3 separate regions of the Homo sapiens genome follow, and regions 2 and 3 are each linked to region 1. A link is a loop called in an ENCODE intact Hi-C map of the cell type or tissue named here. Cell type or tissue: B cell. All regions are shown on one strand. Region 1 holds the start of LOC107985329 (a long non-coding RNA gene). Region 2 has its middle 19 kb from the start of CEACAM21. Region 3 has its middle 17 kb from the start of PCAT19.

What was found. A loop is a pair of places that touch in the nucleus more often than their neighbours do. Peaks named below come from ENCODE experiments on the same cell type or tissue, not always from the same donor. Only the 100,000 strongest peaks of a DNase experiment are listed, where the experiment ranks them.
Region 2: a loop joins it to region 1, with 16 times the contacts of the local background. A loop is called at or near these places in 17 of 110 quality-filtered maps.
Region 3: it touches region 1 in a loop (7-fold over the local background); 11 of 110 quality-filtered maps call a loop at or near these places.

Annotation. Positions count from the first base shown.
Region 1 is chr19:41,445,236-41,453,235 of GRCh38, forward strand. LOC107985329 (a long non-coding RNA gene) reads right to left here and starts at 4,357. Exons shown (of 2, transcript XR_001753941.2): 1 at 4,274-4,357; 2 at 3,700-3,854. RefSeq lists an enhancer at 3,974-4,033. In B cell, CTCF peaks have their summits at 4,308 (motif pointing right) and 4,510; a DNase peak (open chromatin) is centred at 4,306; H3K4me3 peaks cover 669 bases.
Region 2 is chr19:41,591,269-41,599,268 of GRCh38, forward strand. No RefSeq gene overlaps it. Among named protein-coding and RNA genes, the nearest start is that of CEACAM21, 19 kb to the left of the region's middle. In B cell, CTCF peaks have their summits at 4,218 (motif pointing left), 4,418, 6,503 (motif pointing left) and 6,706; DNase peaks (open chromatin) are centred at 4,223 and 6,513; H3K27me3 peaks cover 523 bases.
Region 3 is chr19:41,513,537-41,521,536 of GRCh38, forward strand. It overlaps the pseudogene PLEKHA3P1. Among named protein-coding and RNA genes, the nearest start is that of PCAT19, 17 kb to the left of the region's middle. In B cell, a CTCF peak has its summit at 3,515; DNase peaks (open chromatin) are centred at 3,115, 3,395 and 7,995; H3K4me3 peaks cover 1,407 bases; H3K27ac peaks cover 1,205 bases.

The DNA.
Region 1 (8,000 bases):
AAAAATAAGCCGCTTCCACTTTGGGAGGCCGAGGCTGGGAAATCACTTGAGGTCAGGAGTTTCAGACCAGCCTGGCCAACATGGTGAAACCCTGTCTCTACTAAAAATACAAAAATTAGCTGGGTGTGGTGGCACGCGCCTGTAATCCCAGCTACTGGGGAGGCTGCGGCACAAGAATCACTTGAACCCGGGAGGCGGAGGCTGCAGTGAGCTGAGATCACGCCACTGCACTCCAACCTGGGAGACAGAGAGATACTCTATCTCAAAAACAATAACAACGAAAAACCAAGCTGCTTCGTTTTGTCCAGTGGAGACCCCAGGATTAGGGTGGGGTACAGGACTGGGGTTTAGGGGTTCAGGCTCCATCCCCAGCCTGGTCCTCATTAGCTAACCTGAGCCAGGTCTGCAGCTGGTGTCAGTGCTGCTGTTTGGGGGTTGGGGAGAACGTTGAAGTCACGCCTAGCAGCCAGGGAAGGGGGAAGGACACCCCACAAAGCATGCAAGCGGCAGGGCATTCTCTCTCTGTCTTGGCACTCTAGACAGAGGCCCGGGGAGTCTGGGGGTCTCTTGGCAGCTACATCTAGACAGTAGGGGTCATGGGGAATGAGGATGTTGGATGCCATGGCCCCAGGGTCTGGGTCATGCTTCACAAGTGCCAGGGTCCTCTGTCTCTTGGGGAGAAAGAGATGAGGGGGGTACAAGTGAGAGGCTGGTGGGGCGACTTGTAACAGGTGCTCACTATTCAAGAACAGCATGAGGCCGGGCGCGATGGCTCACGCCTGTAATCCCAGCACTTTGGGAGGCCGAGGCGGGCGGATCACGAGGTCAGGAGATCGAGACCATCCTGACTAACACGGTGAAACCCCGTCTCAACTAAAAATACAAAAAATTAGCCGGGTGTGGTGGCAGGCTCCTGTAGTCCCAGCTACTCGGGAGGCTGAGGCAGGAGAATGGAGTGAACCCTGGAGGTGGAGCTTGCAGTGAGCCGAGATCGCGCCACTGCACTCCAGCCTGGGCAACAGAGCGAGACTCTGTCTCAAAAAAAAAAAAAAAAAAAAAAAAAAGGACAGCTTGGAGGATGGACTCGATGTTTAAGGGGAGTTGCCCTAATCCTATGGCCTGGGCCACAGAGGTGAAATCTATGGAAGAGAGTGGGAGTTTGGGTGAAGGGGCCAGCCTCACCCGTACTGTCCTCAGCACCACACTAACTGAGCTCCTTCCAGCAGTGACCAAGTCTTTTCCAGGCCTGTCCTTCCAGATCTCCCAGACCAGTGGGAGAAGATACCCATCCCTATCCAGGGACAGCCAAGATGGTCAGGGTGGGGACAGAGGAAGTATAATCTGAGGGATCAAGGCTGAGATGGGGGAGGCACAGGAGGCGGAGGGGACCCAGAGAAGGCAACAGGCCCAGGCTGAAATGTCAGGAAAGTGATCTTAGAGGAGAATTGAGGCAACAAGGAAAAATGAGCCAAGTAAAGAAAGTGAATGAGGCTGGGTGCAGTGGTTCACGCCTGTAATCCCAGCACTTTGGGAGGCCAAGGTGGGTGGATCACCTGAGGTCAGGAGTCTGAGATCAGCCTGGCCAACATGGCAAAACCCCGTCTCTACTAAAAATACGGAAACTAGCCAGGCATGGGGGTGCATCTATAGTCGCAGCTACTCAGGAGGCTGAGGCACAATAATTGCTTGAACCCGGGAAGTGGAGGTTGCAGTCCGCCAAGATTGCACCACTGCACTCCCACCTGGGCAACAGAGTGAGACTCTGTCTCAAAAAAAAAAAAAAAAAAAGTGAATGAAAAGGATATAAAAGTAGAAAAATAGCATACACAGAAGCCATGGGGCTTATCTAGTGATCTAGCCCCCTGCTACTCAAAGTGCAGTCATTCATGGAATACAGCAGTAACAGCATTGTTACAGCTGTCTATTGCTGCATAACAAACAGCCCCCAGACATTGTTGTTTCAAAACAGTGACAGCATGCATTTTGCTCACGCATCTGCAATCTGCAGGGATCCCTCATCTCTGCTCCACGCTGTCTGAGGCTTCAGCTGGAATCATTGTTGGCGCATTTGCTCTCCTGTCTGGCGGTTGATGCTGGCTGAGGGCTGGGGGTGCCTCTGTTTCTCTCCCTGTCTTGTCTCCACATGGGCTAAGTTGGGCTCCCAAGGAGCTTAGAGGATGGGTTCCAAGGGCATGTATCCTGAGAGGGAGCCAGTCAGAAGCAACATCGCCTTGTGTAACCCAGCCTCATAAGCCATGCAGGGTCACTCTCACCATGTTGATGCCATCGTCAAGTCCTGATCAGGTTCAAAGGAAGGGGAAATAGCCGGGCGCGGTGGCTCCCGCCTGTAATCCCAGCACTTTGGGAGGCTGAGGCGGGCGGATCACCTGAGGTCGGGAGTTTGAGACCAGCCTGGCCGACATGGAGAAACCCCGTCTCTACTAAAAATACAAAATTAGCTGGGCGTGGTGGCACATACCTGTAATCCCAGCTACTCGGGAGGCTGAGGTAGAAGCATTGCTTGAACCCAGGAGGCGGAGGTTGCGGTGAGCTGAGATCACGCCATTGCGCTCCAGCCTGGGCAACAAGAGTGAAACTTCGTCTCAAAAAAATAAATAAAGGAAGGGGAAATGGACTCCACCTTTTCATGGGGGAGTACAAGGTTCTGGAGGAGCATGTGGGACCGGAAACATTGCTGAAATCATCAGTGGAAAACGCAAGTTACCCCAGCAGCCGCTTGGTAGGTGTGCTCACTCCCAGACCCATGCCAGACCAACCAAATCAGATGCTGTGCATACAAGAAGAGTTCCACCTGCTTTGTTTGCAAATTAGGTTTGAGAAATACTGTTTTAAATCACAAATGTGACACTGTTTTGAGCAGGTGGAGCAGGGAAAGAGTAATTACATTTAGAGAGCTCCCTCTGGCTGCCGCGTGGAGGTTGGATTAGAGGGCTCAAGAGTGGTGGTCCAGTAGAAAGAACCAAAAAAAAAAAAAAAAAAATGGATGAATTGAACATTATCAAAATTCCAAACCTGTGTACATCAAAAAACACTATTGAAAATAGATGGCCGGGCACTGTGGCTCACACCTGTACTTCCAGCACTTAGGGAGACTGAGGCTGACAGATCGCTTTGAGGCAGGGAGTTCAAGACCAACCTAGGCAACATGGCGAAACCTCGGCTCTACTAAAAAATACAAAAATTAGCTGGGTGCGATGGCAAGTGCCTATAACCTCAGCTACTCAGGAGGCTGAAGTGGGAGAATTGCTTGAGCCTGGCAGGTCGAGTCTGCAGTGAGCCAAGATCATGCCACTGCACTCCAGCCTGGGTGACAGAGTGAGACTGTCTCAATAAAAAAAAAAAGAAAAAGAAAATAAAAACACAACCTATATATTAGGAGAAAATAGTTGCAGAAATATATCTGATAAGGCTCTAGTATCTAGAATATATAAGGAACTTTTACAACTCAACAATGTAAAGACAAATATTAATAGTTCAGTTACAAAATGGGCAAAGAACTTGAATAGACATTTCCCCAAAGAAGATGTACAAGTTATTAAGCCAATAAGCACATGAAAAGATGCTCAACATTTGTGTCAGTAGGGTTCTTCAGAAAAACAGAATAAATTATATATATAGCTAAGTTATACGTATAATTTAATTAAGTTATGCGTATAATTATATATATAATTTATTCTGTTTTTCTGGAGGACCCAATTTATATATATAAATTGGCTCATGTAATTATGGAAGCTGAGAAGTCTCACGATCTGCCATTTGCACGCTGGAAATCGGGAAAGCTGGTGGTGTATTCAGTCCAAGTGTGAAGGCTTCATAACCAGGAGTGCAAATATCTGAGGTCAGGAGAAGATGGATGTCTCAGCTCCAAACAAATTCCCCCTTTTCCCCTCCCCTCCCCTCGCCTCCCCTCTTCTTTTTTTTTTTTTGAGACAGAGTCTCGCTCTATCGCCCAGCCTGGAGTGCAGTGGCGCGATCTCGGCAACCCCTCCGGGGTTGAAGCGATTCTCGTGTCTCAGCCTCTCGAGTAGCTGGGATTACAGGAGCGCGCCACATGTCCAGCTAATTTTTCTGTATTTTTTAGTAGAGGGGATGTTTCACCATGTTGGCCAGGCTGGTCTCAAACTCCCGTCCTCATGTGATCCACCCACCTCGGCCTCCCAAAGTGCTGGAATTACAGGCGTGAGCCACAGCGCTTAGCCAGAAAATTTTAAACATTACCCATGTTTTGGTTGTGCTTCTACTGGGCTCCCACCTGCTGTGATGCCCTGTCTCCACCAGGTGGCGCCAACACACCCCTGCAGCCCCTCCAGCCAAGGCAGACTGGACACTGAGGGGCAGGACCCGACTATGAGGTCCTTTGAGGAAGCAGGTCCTTATAGAGGGCGTCGTTGAGACAGGCTATTCCCACACAGGGGGCTCCTGTTGAGAGAGAAAGTCCAAGTTCTGGTGAGCGGGAGACAGGCAGGAATAATCACTCCTAAAGCTACCCATGTCACAATCCCTGGAACCCGTGAATGGTAACTTTTATGGCAAAAGGGCTCTGCAGTTGTTAAGGATATTGAGGTGGAGAAATTCTCCTGGGTTATGTGGGTGGCCCTCAATGGAATCCCAAGTGTGCTTGCAAGAGAGAGACAGAGGGAGCCCTGAACACAGAGAAGGTGAGGATGTGATAACAGAAGTAGGAGGGTGAGTGGTGTCAGGAAGGGGCTGGAGCGAGGGATGCAGCAGCCTCTAGAAGGTGGAGAAGCAGCACAGATGCTCCCTGAGGCCACCAGGTCAGTACAGCCCTGCTAGTACCTTCAGTTGACACTTCTGACTCCAAAGCCATAAGGACATCAATTTGTGTGGGTTTAAGTGACAGATTTGTGGCCACCTGTAGCAACAGCTACGAGAAACTCCTACAGGCAGGAACGGGGGGCAGAGGCAACGGTAATTTTCCTATTAAATATAACTTAAGCTAAAATGAAAATATCAGCAATAGAACTGATGAGACTGTGGGACAGCTGGAGCAGTCACACAGGTGCTGGGAGTGCGTGCTGGTACAAGGGCTTTGGAAAACCCTGTGGAAGTGTGTGTGACCCTGAACATACGGTATCTGGGAGCCAGCAGTTCCCCTCCTGGGCATATACTAAAGAGAAAAAGAGAAACACGTGTAGGCGCTCACCAAAGACACCTACTAGAATAGTCACAGCAGCCCAATCTTTTTTTTTTTTTTTGGAGACGGAGTCTTGCTCTGTCGCCTAGGCTGGAGTGCAGTGGCACAATCTCGGCTCACTGCAAGCTCCGCCTCCCGGGTTCACGCCGTTCTCCTGCCTCAGCCTCCCGAGTAGCTGGGACTACAGGCGCCCGCTACCATGCCCAGCTAATTTTTTTTTTTTTTGGTATTTTTAGTAAAGACGGGGTTTCACCGTGTTAGCCAGGATGGTCTCGATCTCCTGACTTCGTGATCCGCCCGCCTCGGCCTCCCAAAGTGCTGGGATTAGAGGCGTGAGCCACTGCGCCCGGCCACAGCAGCCCAATCTTAATAGCTTCAAACAGGAAGTTACCCAAATGCCCATCAGCAGGAATGGTGGTGTCCCACCCCTTCCATTGAGAGTGGGGTCTGTGTGCCAGTCCCCTGAGTATGGGTGGGCTTGTGACTTCTAACACTAATAAGTGTGGGGAAAATGAACTGATGTGACATCTAAGGCTGAATCATAAGAAGTGTGAGCTTTGGCCGGGCGCGGTGGCTCATGCCTGTAATCCCAGCACTTTGGGAGGCCGAGGCAGGCGGATCGCCTGAGGTCAAGAGGTCAAGACTAGCCTGGCCAACAAGGTGAAACCCCGTCTCTACTAAAAATACAAAAATTAGCTGGGCTTGGTGGCAGGCGCCTGCAATCCCAGCAACTTGGGAGGCTGGAGCAGGAGAATCGCTTGAACCTGGTAGGCGGAGGCTGCAGTGAGCTGAGATCGTGCCACTGCACTCCAGCCTGGGTGATAGAGCAATATTTCATCTCAAAAAAAAAAAAAAAAAAGAAAAGTGTGATGCTGTGTAAGAAACCCAACTGCTTCAGGATCACCATGTTGGAGAGGTCATGTGTAGGGCTCAGGTGACTGTCCCAGCTGAGCCGAGCCTTCTGGCTGTCCCCACCATAGTTTCAGACCTGTGAGTGAAGAATCATCTTATACATAGAGGCCTCATCCCCAGCTGTTCCAACCCTGAGCTTTTCAGTCACCCTGAGCCATTCGCCTCACCCCTGCGGAGGCTTTAGCATCATGGAGCAGAGACAAAACTCCTTGGGTTTGACTTTTCAGAATTTTTGATCCACAGAATCATGGAATTGTCACACCATTTAGTTGGGAGTGGGGTTGTTACATAGCAGCAAATAACCAAACACAAATAATAAATAAGTTATGGGATAGTCATGCAATGGAATGTTTACACAGTATCTACTTGTAGATGATATGTCTTCTCCCTCAAACAGAAAGTAAGGGTTCAAGAGCTAAGCTATGAAGATGCAAAGGCATAAGAATGATACAATGGACTTCAGGGACTCCGGGGGAAAGGGTGGGAAGGGGGTGAGGGATAAAAGACCACAAATTGGGTTCAGTGTATACTTCTCAGTTGATGGGTGAACCAAAATCTCACAAATCACAACTAAAGAAATTACTCATGTAACAAAATACCACCTGTTCCCCAAAAACTTATGAAAATAAAATTAAAAAAAAAATCATACATAGGCGGGGCGCAGTGGCTCAACGCCTATAATCCCAGAATCTTGGGAGGCCGAGGCGGGCAGATTATTTGAGATCAGGAGTTTGAGACCAGCCTGGCCAATATGGTGAAACCCCGTCTCTATTAAAAATACAAAAATTAGCTGGGTGTGGTGGCTCACTCCTGTGGTCCCAGCTACTTGGGAGGCTGAGGCAGGAGAATTGCTTGAACCCAGGAGGCAGACTTTGCAGTGAGTCGAGATCACGCCATTGCACTCCAGCCAGGGCGAAGAAGTGAGACTCCATCTCAAAAAAAAAAAAAAAAAAAAAAATTGTGTGTCATTGGCATTAACTTTTTTTAGTAAAGAAAAAAATGGAAAAACAAAAAAAAATGGAGATATGAGAGGATAATCACCCTCATATATTTAAATCTGTTATATATATGAAATTTGTGCCCGGGCATGATATTGGTTTTGATTATTTTTATTTGCTTGAGAAGTATACCTAGGTTTTTCTTTTTTTCTTTTTCCTTTTTCTTTTTTTGTTTTGAGATGGAGTCCCGCTCCCATCACACAGGCTGGAGTGCAGTGGCGAAATCTCGGCTCATTGCAATTTTCACCTCCCGGGTTCAAGCGATTCTCCTTCCTCAGTCTCCCAAGTAGCTGGGATTACAGGCATGAGCCACCATGCCCTGCCCTTCCTGCTCCTCTTGAGTATGTCTAGTAATTGACACACTTGGCTGTCCACACTTCTTGGCCTTACAGACACTGTGCTCTATAACATGACTCTTAGGTCTCTGCAGGGCAGCCCCCACTTGTTGCAGGCTGACGCTGCTGCCTCCTCCTCAGGCCCACCTTGCTTCCCATGGCATAGTGCTGGCCTTAGCCACTCCCAGATACTTTCATCACACTGGTGCTATGAAGCCCTGCCCTGTAACTGTCCCCTGCTTTGAGCTTTGACCTATGAAAAATGACCATCACTTGCATCTCAGTGATGCTAGTGTCCCTCTCACTACCGCAGTGCTCACCAGCCCTCCTCACCATCCTAGTCAGCTACTGGGTTATTTTCTTCTGTAAAAGGCACGTTCTGGCCTGGCGCGGTGCTGCAGACCATCAGCACCTCTGTGATGAGGTGCTCACTGCCATCTTGTGGTGGGGGGGGGTCATCTAAACCCAGAAGTGATTGTCACGGTTGGCTTTCTAGAATCTTTGCTGGAATCACATGTTGGGGATCATGTTCTCTAAAAGCAAAGCATGAGGAGGTGATTCAAGAGGTGCATTGGGCCA
Region 2 (8,000 bases), 150 kb after region 1:
CATATGTATTGATATAAGAGGTGCCCACCACACATGATTCAGTAGAACAGAATGGTCTGGGCAGGTGTGGTGGCTCATGCCTGTAATCCCAGCATTTTGGGAGGCCAAGGAGGGTGGATCATGAGGTCAGGAGTTCGAGACCAGCCTGACCAACATGGTGAAACCCTGTCTTTACTAAAAATACAAAAATTAGCCAGGTGTGGTGGTGTGCACCTGTAATCCCAGAAACTCAGGAGGCTGAGGCAGGAGAATCACTTGAACCCAGGAGGCAGAGGTTGCAGTGAGCCGAGATCACACCATTGCACTCCAGCCTGGGCAACAGAGCAAGAATCCATCTCAAAAAAAAAAAAAAAAAAAAGAATGGTCTTCAGCAATAATATAATTCAATGGGTATTTTGGCGTAAAACGACAAGTGAGATAAACAGAGTATTATTAAAGAGAGATTCACACCAACTGCAAACAGTGGTAACATCCTGGAAATTTAATTGGGGAAGGGGTGGGGTCAAGGATAAGACACCTTATTTTACGCATGATTAGATTCCTGGGATTTACAATAAATATGATGACTTACATCATTTTTAAAGTAACAGAAGAAACCATTTGAAAAGACTCAGGAGGTGTGTAAGGTCCTTTGGGTCTAGAGCCCAGGCCTCCCTCTATCCCCCACACTTCTGCGTCTCTATCCCCCACACTCTGAGATGGCCCTTTGAAGTCTCCCCATCTCACCCCTCAGAGACAGAGGCATGGAGATCCCTAGGGGGAGGGACCTTGCTGCAGCTCCCAAAGCTGGGGGCAGGGGGCAGAGTGAGGTTCTGTCCAGCCCAACATGCACTGAGTGGGCACCTACTGTGCGCTCCTTCTGGCCAGTGGGATGGTCCCTGGCCTGCAGAGTTTCACCACTCAGTGGATGCTGGGAATGGGACAAAAAAGACCAAACCACCCTGTAGGTCCAGGGATGGCTGGCCTCCCTCAGCAGGGCCCACAGCCCCCCATGGTTCACCCTCACCAAGGTCACCTCAACCCACCTCCTCCTCACCCTCCAAGCTCTGCACACGAACTCTGTCACCTCTTCCCTGCAGCCAGGTGGCCGCCCACCTGAGGCCACTCCCTCTGCAGGCAGCTCCTGCCCCCACACCCCCTCCTTCCCAGGGCTCAGTCAAAAGGGCATCTCCCAAGGCACAGCAACTCAGCCCGTCACAGGCTCTGGTGTCCCCAGTGCTGTCCCCTCACAGCCCTTCTCTCATTATCATTAACTCCTCAATCGCATGAAGTTCACTGAGTGCCTGTTTCCCTGTCACATGAGGTCAGGAGTTCTATACAAGCCTGGACAATATGGTGAAATCCCGTTTCTACTAAAAATACAAAAATTAGCTGGGTGTGGTGGCATGCACCTGTAGTCCCAGGTACTCAGGAGGCTGAGGCAGAAGAATTGCTTGAACCCAGGAGGCAGAGGTTAGTGAGCCGAGATCGTGCCACTACACTCCAGCCTGGGCAACAGAGCGAGACTCCACCTCAAAAAAAAAAAATCCAATTCCAAACACTAATAAAAAATATGGACTTTGGCATGAACCCATGGTAGGGGAATGGGGAGACCAAAAATCCCCTGACTGGGAAAGTGATAGGCTAGTACACTGCTGTCCAATAAAAAGAAAACCCAGGACACCCTCACTGTTTTGTGTTGATCTTTTTTCTTAGGTCTCATCATAACCGTTTTATGAATGTGGGAGCTCCAAAGTTAGGTGCATATATATTTAGGATTGTAATATCTTCTTGTTTGATTGATCCTTTTATCATTATATAGTTGCCTTATTTGTCTTTTTCTTACTGTTGTTGCTTAAAGTCTGTTTTATATGATATAAGGATAGCTATTCCTTCTCACTTATGGTTTCCATTTGCATGGAATATCTTTTATCATCTCTTTACCTTGAGTCTATAAGAATCCTTACATGTTAAGTGAGTCTCTTGAAGACAGCTGATATTTGGTTTGTGATTTTTTATTTATCTTGCCAATCTGTGTCTTTTAAGTGGAGTGTTAGGTCATTTACATTCAATGTTAATATTTGTTCCAGTCATCATGTTGATCGTTATCTACTTTGTTTTCTTATTGTGTTATTGTTTTATAGGCCATTTGAATTTTTTGGTTTCAAGAGGTTCTATTCTGTTCTATTTAAATCTTTTGTTTTGTGATTTAGAAGTCCCTTTAACATTCCATGTAGGATGGTCTAGCCGTGACAAATCCTGAAGCATTTGCTTGCCTGAAAAAGACTGTATTTCTCTCTTTCATTTTGAAATATAATTTCACTCTACACAAGATTCTTGGCTGAGAGCTATTCTGTTTAAGAAGCCAAAAGATTAGGACCCCAATACCTTCTGGTTTGTAAGGTTTCTGATGAGAAATCTGGTGTTAGACTGATAGGTTTTCCTTTATAAGTTAATTGATGCTTTTGTCTCACTGCTCTTAGAATTCTTGCCTTCACATTGACTTTAGATAACCTATGACTATATGACTTGGTTATATCCTTTTTGGCAGTGAATCTCCTGGATCACTTGAGCCCAGGAGTTCAAGACCAGCCCTGGGTAAGATGGCAAAACCCCATCTCTACTAAAAATACAAAAAATTAGCCTGGCCTGGTGGCACACGCCTTTAGTCCTAGCTACTTGGAAGGCTAATGTGGGAGAATCATCTGAGCCCAGGAAGTTGAGGCTGCAGTGAGCCATGACTGTGCCACTTCACTCCAGCATGGGTGATGAGAGTAAGAGCCTGTCTCAAAAAAAAACTAGCTAGCATTTTAGAAAATTTTTCATTTATATTCTGATTGTTTTTTACATTTCTTTATGTTGGTTTTCACCCTTCTCTTGTATCTCTTTGAGTAGCTTAATAATCAAACCTTGTAGGCATGCATTATTCTTTTAATTCTTTTTTCTTTTGTCTCTCTGACTCTGAGTTTTCATATATTATCTCTTCAAGCTCACAAATTCTTTCTTCTGCTTGATCAATTCTGCTGTTGAAAGATTTAGTGCATTCTTCGGTTTGTCAATTGAATTTTTCAGCTACAGAATTTCTGCCTGATTTTTAAAAATTATTTCAGTCTATTAAATTTATCTGATAGGATTCTGAATTCCTTCTCTGTGTTACCTTGAATTTCACTGAACCTCTTCAAATAGCTATTTTTATATGCTAGTTTTGAAGAGGGTCTCAGGGATGAGAGTGGGTTTGTGTGTTATTTTATTTACCCCTCTCAACCGCCATCTAAGTTTATTTCAGAGGAGGATGCTTATCCTCAGAAAGATGAATCAACTTGCCAATGTTGGTGGTGGATCTGGGATTAGAAGTTACATGAGTCTAACATCAGAGGCCATGCCATCATCACTACCACTGAGAGAGAAGTGAACACAGTTTGTTAGGGAGCAGGAAGGAGCAAGGAGGGCTATGGCAGCAAGAGACAATTTTAAAACAGGGAAGTTAGGTAAGGTTACTAAAGAGATACCATATGTTATAAAGCCATGAACACTAGACAGAGATATTCGAACTTGATCTTGTGATTACAAAAGAGCCACTGAAGATTTTAAGTAAGGGCAAAACTATTCGAAGTCACAGCATGAGCCAAGACCAAAGAGGGTAGTGAAATTGGGGCTCTGGATTCCTAAACTAAAGAGATGCTGCCACAACTGTCGTTCACAACAGTGAACAAACCGTGTGATGTGTGGAGTGAGAACTGGACAAAGGCTGAAGCCCTGGGTTTAAATGCAAGAAGTCAGGCACTTAGGGAATGGCTTTGTTAGGCAAGCTGTATATGCTCTCTCTGGACCTTGGTTTGTTTTCATCCATAAATTAGATGCAGTGAGAATTAACCTCTAAATGATCTTCGAGCCTTGCTACTCAAAGTGTGGTCCGCCAACCAGCAGCAATGGCATCATCCAAAAGCTCCTTAGACATGCACAATCTCAGGCCTCACCAGAAAAATCAGAATCTGTATTGAATAAAAAGATCTGTGTGGGATCTGTGAACACATTAAGGTTTGCGAAACACTTCTCTCCATTGTCTTCCATTTCTAAAAGGCAATTATTCCATGCTCACCTCCACTCTGTTACTTCACAGGAGAAACAAGAAAAAAAAAATTATCTGTTCACCTCATTAGTGCCCTTTTCTTAGTCATGACATCCTCTTAGACTGGCTCAGTTCCAGGAAGAGGTTTTAGAAAATACCAGAGAGGCAGTGCTGCCACCCTGTGACCATCGTCAGTAAATGCGCTTAACTCTGACCAGTGTCAACAGCAAAGGAGAGGGACTGCAGATGGAGGTGAAGTCCAAGTCGCAGACTAGATGAGAGAATCACAGCCACCCACAATTACTTAAACAGAGGGACCTCAACCTGCATCATAGAGCAATGTCCTATTGCAAAGGACAGTTTTTATAATACTTAATATGTGGTATTAGTAAGAAACCTGGTTCCAAGCCAAGCTCTGCCCTTGTAACCATAAAAGTGACCCTGACAGGTATTTTCAGACACCCAGCCCTGGCCTGAACTCTGCCAGTAAACATGTAATTTCCCAAAAGACCTTATGTTACTGTGACAGTTCTTTTCCATCCTGAGCCAAAATATACCTGATACACACTCACCAATCCCTGTCCTACTCCCCATAAGCTGAAATAAGCCTAACACCTTTTCATACAACCTACCTTCAAATATTGGTTAAAAAAAACCATGTGCCGCCCACCCCACCTTCCCTTGGCCATTTCCCACATGGGGTCACCTGAAGCCCCACACCCTCTGATCACTTTCCCATGGGGAAGCAAAGTGCAGCAACCACAGCAGGCACTGTGAAACCTAGGGGTGTCCCCCAGGGCAGCAGAGCCACAGGACCCCCATCCCCATCCTGGCACCTCACCCCTATCTAGAATCCGAACACCACATCAGCTGATCTGGGGACGCTGACTTTTCCTGCTTCTGCTGCTGCTCAGTCATCCCACACCTGTGCAGATGTCTACTTTTTATTCCATTTTATTTTGTAAGAAATATTTATCAGAGCCTGCTGTGTACTGTCACTGGAGAGACAAAGATGAATCACACCTGGTCCCTGCCTCGCAGAACTCCAGGCTGTAGAGGGAACACACTCAAAGCCAGACTATTACCGTTCAGTGAGAAACACCGTGACAGACATCAGCACAGGGTTTTCTGATGCATGTTACCAGTGCTTTGTGAAAAATCTTCCACTCTTGGTTTTCTGCACTTAGTTTTCCTCATTTCAAGCTCTAAGTGAAAAAGAGAATACAAATATCCCCAATGGTCCTTTGTGCGGTCACAGCTGGACCCGGCATGTCCTCTTGGCTAATCCAGGGTGTTCAGGGCTCCCACTTCACTCTGAGTGTCCTCTCTCCTATTGGAGCTCACCATTGTCAGCACCTGCAGCAGAAAATCTAGCAAGTCAGGAAACTTGCTTTACTCCTGTAACTTTAAGGCTAGTGACCTTGTGACAGTGAACTAATCCTATAAATCCTTTTCACTTTAATTTCCACATCTGTAAAGTGGGGCAGGTGGATTCAGTCACCCTAGAGACAGCAGCACACCTGATCTTCTCAGCATCCACCATCTAGCAAATATCAGGCACACATTAGGCACTCAAAGCCTCACTGAATGTATGTGTGAATAAATGACTATAATAGAGCCATGTGGATCGTGGACACTATCAACACATATCTTTGAATGTCTATGAAGTACACTTGAGAATGGGGAAAGCAAATAATTGAGGCAGGACAGTGTTTTCTTCTTCCTTCCCCTTACCTCCTTCCTGAAGAGAGCCTTTGTACCTCGGAGAGACTCTGTTGCCAGGTTTCTCTACTGTAAGTTACTATTTGTCCCATTATAATCAATAAGTATCTCCTGAAGTGATACTTTGGGAATATGGAAGTAGCCTGTTTCTTCTCAACATACTTTTTTTTCCCCCTTGGTACTCACTAGTTGTAGCATCATCATACTTTTACCCATTCATATTTAAAGTCCATTGATAATTCTTGCCTACAAACAATTGACTGTGCTGTTAGCCAAATAGTGATTTTCTATTTGATCATTCCTTCTACATTCATTAATTGGAATCCTGCTGTAAGAAAAAGCTGTTTCTTCATCCTTATATATTTATGTATTCAATTATTTATTTATATTAGTAGGAACTCATGGGTATTTATGGGTTGGAATTTATTACTATCATTATTTCTTATAGTGCTCATTTTGTCTCAAAATTGGTCATTCAAAGCTCCTTCTGGTTGGCATCTGTGACCTTTCGACAGATCTCCATTATTTTTCAGCCGGCTCCTTACTTTCTGGCCTCACGAGATGCTCCAGGCTCCGCTTGTGCTTTCCGGCCCCAGCCCTGGAATCAGTTATTTCTCCCAGGAAGCCCTGGTTCCTTTCATGGGAGAATGATGTTTACGACCACGAGCACTACTACACCCATTGCTGTAATAGTAAGTGCCGGTGCCTTCACGCCCTCTAGTGGTCAGTCCTGGGAAATACACACTCACACTTGTGTACTGTTACCCATATTCTACAAATTAGGTAAATGAGGCACAGAAAAGTTAGGCGACTTGACCAACATCACGAGAAAATAGGTAGTGAAACTGCGAGACAGATACACAAGTCCTAATAAGTGGAAGTAGCTTCTTCACACATGCACATCAGCAGAAAGCCACAAGCCCAATATTCCAGCGTAGACACTCTCTTGGGAAAAAATCCAGAATTCCAAAGTATTAACCCTAATGACAACCATCATGTACTGACTACCTGCCTGGGCACTGGGCTCCCACAGTAACACATTTATTCCTAAATATATGTAAATATATAAAACTAATAACTTTATCTTAAATAAATATCCATTTTATATATTATTATATAAAATTTATTATAGAAAACTTTATATAATTATATAAAATATATAGGCCAGGCATGGTGGCTCATGCCTGTAATCCCAGCACTTTGGGAGGCCGAGGCAGCATATCACCTGAAGTCAGGTGTTTGAGACCAGCCTGGCCAACATGGCGAAACCCCATCTCTACTAAAAAAGTACAAAAATTAGCTGGGCGTGGCGGCAGGCGCCTGTAATCCCAGCTACTCGGGAGGCTGAGGTAGGAGAATCGTTTGAACCCAGAAGGCGGAGGCTGCAGTGAGCTGAGATCGTGCCACTGCACTCCAGCCTGGGAGACAGAGCCAGACTCCATCTCAAAAAAGAAAAACTATTATATATACATTTATATATATAATTTATTATATAAAAATGTATTGTATATAAATTTATATTAAATACAATTTAATATGATGATTAAAAGTTATATGTTTATTTTAATACATGTTAGAAGAAAATTTAAGCATATCTCAAACCTGTAATTTTATGGATAATATTGCATAGGACAAAGATGTTTTGTCTCAAATTCCCGTCCTCAAGCAATCCACCCACCTCAACCTCTCAAGCAGCTGAGATCACAGACGTGAGCCCCTGCACCCTACTAGGACAAGGATGTTTTGTAAAGTAAATTTATTTAGGAAAAAGCATAAAGCAAATAATAATAACAGTGGTACAAGCTGTAGAGAAAAATCATAAAATGTCTACAAATGTCTGAGGTTTGCATTTTAGTTACTCCTAGGAAATTAGGGTCACATAGCACTGCAGAAAAAAACAACTGAAAATCGTAGACCTGGGCTTTAGCTCTAGATTTGTCCATTTCTAGGACCCCACTCCCTGGACATCTCTGTGACCTCCCTGCTGGGAGTAAATCCAACCTTCCCAGACATTAGAAAACATGAGGAAAACCTTGCATACCCAGAGGGGTTTCTGTGTCATAGAGAAAATAACACTGAGTTTGGGGGTCCCAGGGACTCTCTGTGAGGTGCTGACAGAGCCAATCCCTAGACACAGCAGAGGTCACTTATGGGGAGCACAGGTCATCCTGTTAAGGGATGGGGGTCCCAATAAGCCTTGCTTCTCACAGCGTGGTCTAAGGAACTGAAA
Region 3 (8,000 bases), 68 kb after region 1:
CACGGGGGGTGTATACAGCCTGCAATATTGGGAGTAACATCATTCTTTGCCTCCCTGGATATTAAGAATGATATCATGGGGGGCCTGTACACCCCCTGCGATATTGGGAGTAATATCAGCCTTTCACCCTTTGGATATAAAAAACAATATCACGGGGATGGTGTACACCCTCTGCTGTATTTGGAGTAGTAGCATTCTTTTCTCCATGAATATTAGGAACAATATCTCAGGAGGAGTGTACGTCCCCTGTGATTTTGGGAGTAATATTATCCTCTCCCCCTGGATATTAGCAACAATATCACAGGGGTGGTGTACACCCCCTGCGATACTGGGAGTAATATCATTCTCTCCTTTCCTGGATGTTAGGAATAATATCACAAAGAGGATGTACACCTTCTGTGATATTGGGGGTAATATCCTTACCCACATAAATATTAGGAAATATATCACAGGGGGGTGTACATATCCTGCGATATTGGAAGTAGTTCATTCTTTCCCGCCTGGATATTATGAACAGTATCCCAGGGGTGTGTACACTCTGTGATATTGGGGGTAATGTCATCTTCTACCCCCCTGGATATTATAAACAATATCACAGGGGATGTACACACAGGATGTTTACGTTATTTTGAGTAATATCATCCTCTCCACCCCTGGATATTACAAACAATATCACAGGGAGGTGCACATCCCCTGAAATATTGGCAATTATATCATCCTTTTCTCCCCTGGATATTACGAACAATATCACAGGGGGGTGTACACCCCCTGTGATACTCGGAGTGATATCATCCTCTCCTTTTCTAGATATTTCAAAGAATATCACAGGGACCGTACACCACCTGCAATATTGGGAGTAATATCATCCTCTCCTTTTCTGGATATGATGAACAATAAATATCACTAGTGGGTGGACACCCCCGGTGATATTGGGAGTAATGTTATCCTGTCTTCCCCTGGATATTATGAACAATATGGCAAAGGGGTGTACACTCCCTGGGATATTGGGAGTAATAGCATCCTCTTTCATTCCGGATATTGGGAACAATATCACAGGAGAGTGTACACCCCCTTCGATATTGGAAGTAATATTATCATATTTTTTTCCTGTATTTTAAGAACAATATCATCTTCTCCATTCTGAATATTACCAACAATATTACAGGGGGATGAACGTCCCCTGAGATATTAAGACTAATATAATTTTCTCTCCCCCTAGATATTACGAACAATATCACAGGGGGTTGTACTCCCCCTGCTATATTGGAAATAATAGCATTCTCTTTTCTTCTTGGTATTACAAACAAGATCACAGGGGGGTGTACACTCCCCACGATTTTGGGAGCTATATCATCCTTTCCCCCTCTGGATATTCGGAACAATATCACAGGGAGTGTGCACCCCCTGCGATATTGGGAGTAACATTATCCTCTCCCCAGAGCGCCTCTGCCCGGCCTCTGAACCGTCTGGGAAGTGAGGAGCGCCTCTGCCCGGCAGCCCCACCATCTGGGAAATGAGGAGAGTCTCTGCCCGGAGTCCAAGTGTCTGGGAAGTGAGGAGCGCCTCTGCCCAGCCGCCCCACTGTCAGGGAAGTGAGGAGTGCCTCAGCTCGGCGGCCACACCATCTGGGAAGTGAGGAGCACCTCTGCATGGCCACACCACCGTCTGGGAAGTGAGGATCGCCTCTAGCCTGCCGCCCCACCATGTGGGAAGTGAGGAGCGCCTCTGCTGGGCCGCCCTACCCTCTGAGAAGTGAGGATCGCCTCTGCCCGGCTGCCCCACCATCTGGGAAGTGTGGAGCGCCTCTGGCTTGCCGCTGCTCCGTTTGGGAAGTGAGGAGTGCCTCTGCCAGGCCTGCAAACCGTCTGGGCAGTGAGGAGCACCTCTGCCCGGCAGCCCCCTGTTCTGGGAAGTGAGGAGCACCTCTGCCCGGCTCCTGCAACATCTCGGAAGTGAGGAGCACCTCTGCCCGGCTGCCTCACCGTCTGGGGAGTGAGGAGCGCCTCTGCCCGGCCACTGTGCAACCCTCCAATTGTGAAGTGGCAGCCTTCTGTTTGATCTTTCTGCCCTTCTCAAGTTTGCATTTTTGACATTAAAGTTTACTTTTAAAATAAAAAAATTATCTTCTCCCCTTCTGGATATTACAAACAATATCACAAGAAGGTTACACCCCTTGAGCTATTGTAAGGAATAGCATCCTCTCCCTACCTTGATATTACAAACAATATCATATGGGGCTACACACCCCCTGTGATATTGGAAGTAATATCATCCTCTCCCCTTCTGGATTTTATGGACAATATCACAAAAGGGTGTGCACCTTCTACGATATTGTGAGTAATATCATCCTCTACCCCCCTGGATATTATGAACCATATCATATGGGGGTGTACACTTCCCACCATATGGGGAGTAATAGCAACCTCTCCCCTTCCGGATATTACGAACCATACTACAGGGCGGTGTACACCCTCCACGATATGGGGAGTAATAGCATTCTCTCCCGTCGTGGATATTACAAACTATACCACAAAGAGGTGTACACTCCCTGTGATATGGGGATAATTACACCTTCTCTCCCTCCTTGATTTTACGATCCGTACTACAAGGGGGTGTACACTCCCCGCAATATGGGGAGTAATAGCACCTACTCCCCCGCTGGATATTAGGAACCAAAGGGGGGTGTACACCCCTCTCTATAAGGGGAGTCACAGTGTAGCAGGAGGAGCCGCGGACAAAATCCCACAGACACCGAGGTAGTGAAGGAAGTGGCTTTTAATCAGCTGGAAGCATCAGCAGACTAGAGTATCAAAATCCAAGCTTGTTGAGTGCACAATTTCTGTCCTTTTTAAGGGCTCACAACACTAAGGTTTTTACATGAAAGGGCCATGATTGATTGAGCAATCTAGTGGGTATGTGACAAGGGCTGCATGCACCAGTACTCAGAGTGAAACAGAACAGAACAAGAAATTTCACAATGTCCTTCCATACAATGTCTGGAATCTATGGATAACATCAGTTGCTAGGTCATGGGTTGAATTTTAACTTTCAGGCTAAGGTCAGGAAGGCCCAGGCCTGGTTTCGGGTCTGGTTTTGGATCTGGTGCCTGGCGCCGGGCTGCCTGCCTTTGGTTTCGCTTCCTTGTTTCTTCTTAAAACAGGTACTGAGTATAAAATAATACAGAACAATATGGGGGGGGTCTTTTGCTCTCTTCTCTCAATAGCACCCCTTACCTGGGATATTACAAAACATACCATAGAGGGGTGTACGCCTCCTGCAAAATGGGGAATAATAGCACCCTCTCTTACCCTGGATATTTCGAACCATACCACAGGGAGGTGCACTCCCCCCGCGATATGGGGAGTAATAGCACCCTCAATCCCCTGGATATTGTGAACCGTACCACAGGGGAGTGTACATTTCCAGCGATATGAGGGGTAATAACACCCTCTTCGTTCCCGGAGATTACAAAACATACCACACGGGGGTGTACACACCCCGCGATATGGGAAGTAATAGCATCCTCTTTCCCCCTGGATATTAGGAACCGTACCGCAGCAGGGTGTACATGCCTCGCGATATGGGGAATAATAGCACCCTTTCCCTCCCTGGATATTATGAACCATACCACAGGGGGGTGTACACCCCTTGCAATATGGAAAGTAATAGCACCCTCTTTCCTTCTGGATATTAGGAAACATACCAAAGAGGGGTGTACACCCCCTGCGATATTGAAAGTAATATTATCTTGCTCCCTTCTGGATACTAGGAACAATATCACAGGGGAGTGTACATGCCCTGTGATGTTTTGAGTAATATCATCCTCTCCCCTTTGAATGTTAGGATCAATATCACAGGGAGGTGTACACGTTCTGCGATATTGGGAGTAATATCATCCTCTACTTTTCTGGATATTAGGAACAGTATCACAGAAGATGTGAACACTCCCTGCTATATATCCAGTAATATCAACCTCTCCCCTCCTGGATATCAAGAATAATATAACCGGGGGGTGTACCCCACCTCTGATATTGGAAGTAATATCATCCTCTCTCCCTCTATATATTATGAACAATATCTCAGAGAGGGTGTATGCCCCCTGCGATATTGGGCGTAATATCATACTCTCTTCCCCTGGATATTAAAAACAATATCACAGGGGGAATAGGCACCACCTGAGATATTGGGAGTAATATCATCCTCTCCCTTAAAGGATATTAGGAACAATACATAGGGGTGGTGTACACCTCCTGTGATATTATAAGTTATATCATCCTCTCTTCCCCCAAAATATTAGGAACAATATTACAGGGGCGTTGTACACCTTCTGGGATATGGAGAGCAATGTCATCCTCTTTTCCATTGGATATTAGGAACAATATAAAAGGGGGGTGGACACACCCTGCGATATTGGCAGTAATATCATCTTTTCCCTCCTGGATATTAAGAAAAATATAACAAGAGAGGTGTACACTTCCTGCGACATTGAGAGTGATATCGTCCTCCCCCGCATGGATATTAGGAACAATATCACAGGTTGGTGCACACCCCCTGCGATATTGGGACTAATATCATCCTCTCCCCGCCCGAATATTTGGAACAATATCACAGGGGGGTGTACACCCCCCTGCAATATTGAGAGTAATATTCTCTCTTCCTGTGGATATTAGGAACGATATCACAGGAGAGGTGTACACACCCTGAGATATTGGGAGTAATATTTTCATCTTTCCTTTTGAATATTAGGAACAATAGCAGGGTGGGGTACACACCCTGTGATATTGGCAGTAATGTCATCCTTCTTCCCCCTGGGTATTAGAAACAATATAACAGGGGAAGTGTACACCCTCTCCGATATTGGGAGTAATATCATCCTCTTCCCTGCTGGATATTAGGAACAACATGACACGGTGGGTGTACACTTCCTGGAAAATGGGATTAATATCATCCTCTTTCTTCCTGGATATTAGGAACACTACCAAAGGGGAAGTGTAACCCCCTGCAATATTGGTAGTAATATCATCCTCTTTTTCCCTGATTATTATGAAGAATATCACAGCGGGGGTGTACAATTTCTGCGATATTGAGAATAATAGCATCCTCTCCTCCCTCCCCAAATACTAGAAACAATATCCCAGGATAAGTGTACACCCTCTGCGATATTGGGCATAATATCACACTCTTTTCCCCTGGATATTAGAAACAATATCATAGGTGGGGTGTACACCCCCTGGGAGTAATATCATCCTCACCACTTCTGGATATTAGGAACAATATCACAGGAGGTGTGTACACCCCTTGCTGCAATGGGAGTAATATCATGTACCTTCCCCCTGGATATTGAAAACTATACCACAGGAAAGGTGTACAAACCCTGTGATATTGAAAGTAATATTATCTTCTTTCCCCCTGAGTATTAGGAACAATACCACATGGGGTGTGTACACCCCCTGCCATATTGGGAGTAATATTATTTTCCCCTCGCCTGGATATAAGGAACAATATCACAGGAGGGGTGTACACCCCCAGCGATATTGAAAGCAATATCATCTCCTCCCCTCTTGATATTAAAAACAATATCACCGGAGGAGTTCACACCCCTGTGATATGGAGACTAATATCATTTTCTCCCCACCGAAGTATTAAGAACAATATCATGGGGGGGTGTGTACACCTTTTGTGATATTGGGAGTAATATCATCCTTTTCCAACCTGTATATTAAAAACCATATCACAGGGGGTGTGTACACCCCCTGTAATATTCACAATAATATCATCGTTTTCTTCCCTGGCTATTAGGAACAATATCACAATGGTGGTGTACACCCCCTGTGATATTGGGAGTAACATCATCCTCTTCCCTTTTGGATACTGTGAACAATCCCACAGGGGAGAGGTACACCCCCTGCGATATTGGGAGTAATATCCTCTCCCGTCATGGATATTAGGAACAATATCACAGGAGCGGTGTACACCCCCTGCGATATTGGGAGTAATATCATTTTCTCCCAACCTAACTAGCACAATATCACAGGGGGTGTTCGCCCCCTGCCATATTGAGAGTAATGTCATCCTCTCCCCTCCTGGATATGAAAAACAATATCACAGTGGGGCCGTGCACCCCCTGCGATATTGGGAGTAATATCATCCTCTCTACCCCCTGGATATGAGGAACAATATTACAAAGGGGTGTACACCCCCTGGAATATTCACAGCAATATCATTGTTTCCCTTCCTGGATATTAGGAACAGTATCACAAGGGGGGTGTAGACCTCCAGCGATATTGGGAGTAATATCATGCTCTCTCCTTCTTTATATTAGAAACAATATCACGGGGAGGGGTGTACACCACCTGCGATATCATCCTCTTTACCCCTGGATATTAGGAACAATATCACTTGTGGGGTGTACTTCTCCTGTGATATCGGGCATAATAATATCCTCTCCCCCCTGAATATTAAGAACAATATAACAGGGGGACAGCACAACCCCTGTGATATTGAAAGTAATATCATCCTCTGCTTCCCTGAATATTAGGAACATTATCACGGGGGGGGGGGGTGTACACTCCCTGCTATATTGGGAGTAATATAATCCTCTCCCTCCCTGAATATTAGGAACAATATCACAAGGGGGGTGTACAACCCCTTCTATATGAGAAGTAATATCATCCTCTTCCTTCCTTTATATATATTTTTTTCCATTGAAAGTTGTTTATTTCTCTGATGTAAGTGAGCTAAGTCACTACAGCATTAAAATCTCTTTTCTAGAACAACGTAAAGAACAATGTATACACATCTTAAATTTGGTAGGTCACAAAAGTTAGAATGCAATCATCTTTTGAGGCAACAAGAAAATAAATAAATAAAAATTAAACACTTTAACCCAAAATTTGGTATTGACAAATCAGTAGTGTCAACTTCACATATGAAGGACAATACAGTCTGGTTATTTAAAGATGCTCAATATGTCATGGTATTTGGGCTAAAGATACTTAGAATATTGCGTTTCCTTTTTGATTAAAGGAATACAATGCAATCACCATCAAGCTGCTATCATAACTCATTTTTAGCTGTGGTAAAGTGACCATTTGGTCCATGGCACAAGTTACATATATCACACTTCTGTCAAACTGAAACCTTGTAAGATTTCATGTTTATAAGCTACAATACACCCTGACCAAGCTGTCAGTCCCCTCACGGTTTTTTAGAAAAATATCTACATTTGTCCTTATGGATGTCAAAATGTTACACCATCATTTGTTAAAAAAAAAAAAAAAAGATGCACATTCATACTGTGAAGTTATTAGGAAAATACTCTTGCAAACAAACTATATAAAGATAAAACACGCTTCAAAAGTATGTGGTTTGTTTTCTTGTTTGTCTGTTTTACAATATTCTATAAAGTGCAGAGTCCTAAGGGAAAAAACTACTCCCTATAACAATAGTTCAATTACAGCAGCTTTTGCATAGCAATACTTAGAGAAAGTTGGACACTACAGTTTCTTCAGGAAGAGAAGGATGGAAGAGTATCTTCTGATTCAGATTGTTTTTTGGCCATAAGTCTGCTTTCTTCAGGAATGGTTGCTGATGCCAAATCTCCGTTAAGTGTATTTTATGAACAGTGAACAGGTCTATCTGGGTCTTCAAGAGGAATATCACTACAAGAATCTGTATCTGAGTAGGTTCTTCGGCGTCGCTGGGAGAGTCGGTGAAGTGCAGATACTGGTTCTTTTATACAGTGGCTACTCCTCCCTGGTGCAAGAACCAGGGTGGCTGACAGAACGCTTCCTCATTTGAACAGGAGAAGGTGACACAGGAGAAACTAAGGGATCCGGATGGTGCCGTTGAAACATCTCAGGTTTAAACCTGGCATTGGCTATCTTCACACATTCCTCAAGCGTTGTGATGAACGTGTTACACGTGGCACTAAGCAGAGAAGAGGCTTCATTGATGTTCTCTGCACTAGGAGATGAATGATTCTCATCGTGGTGAACAAA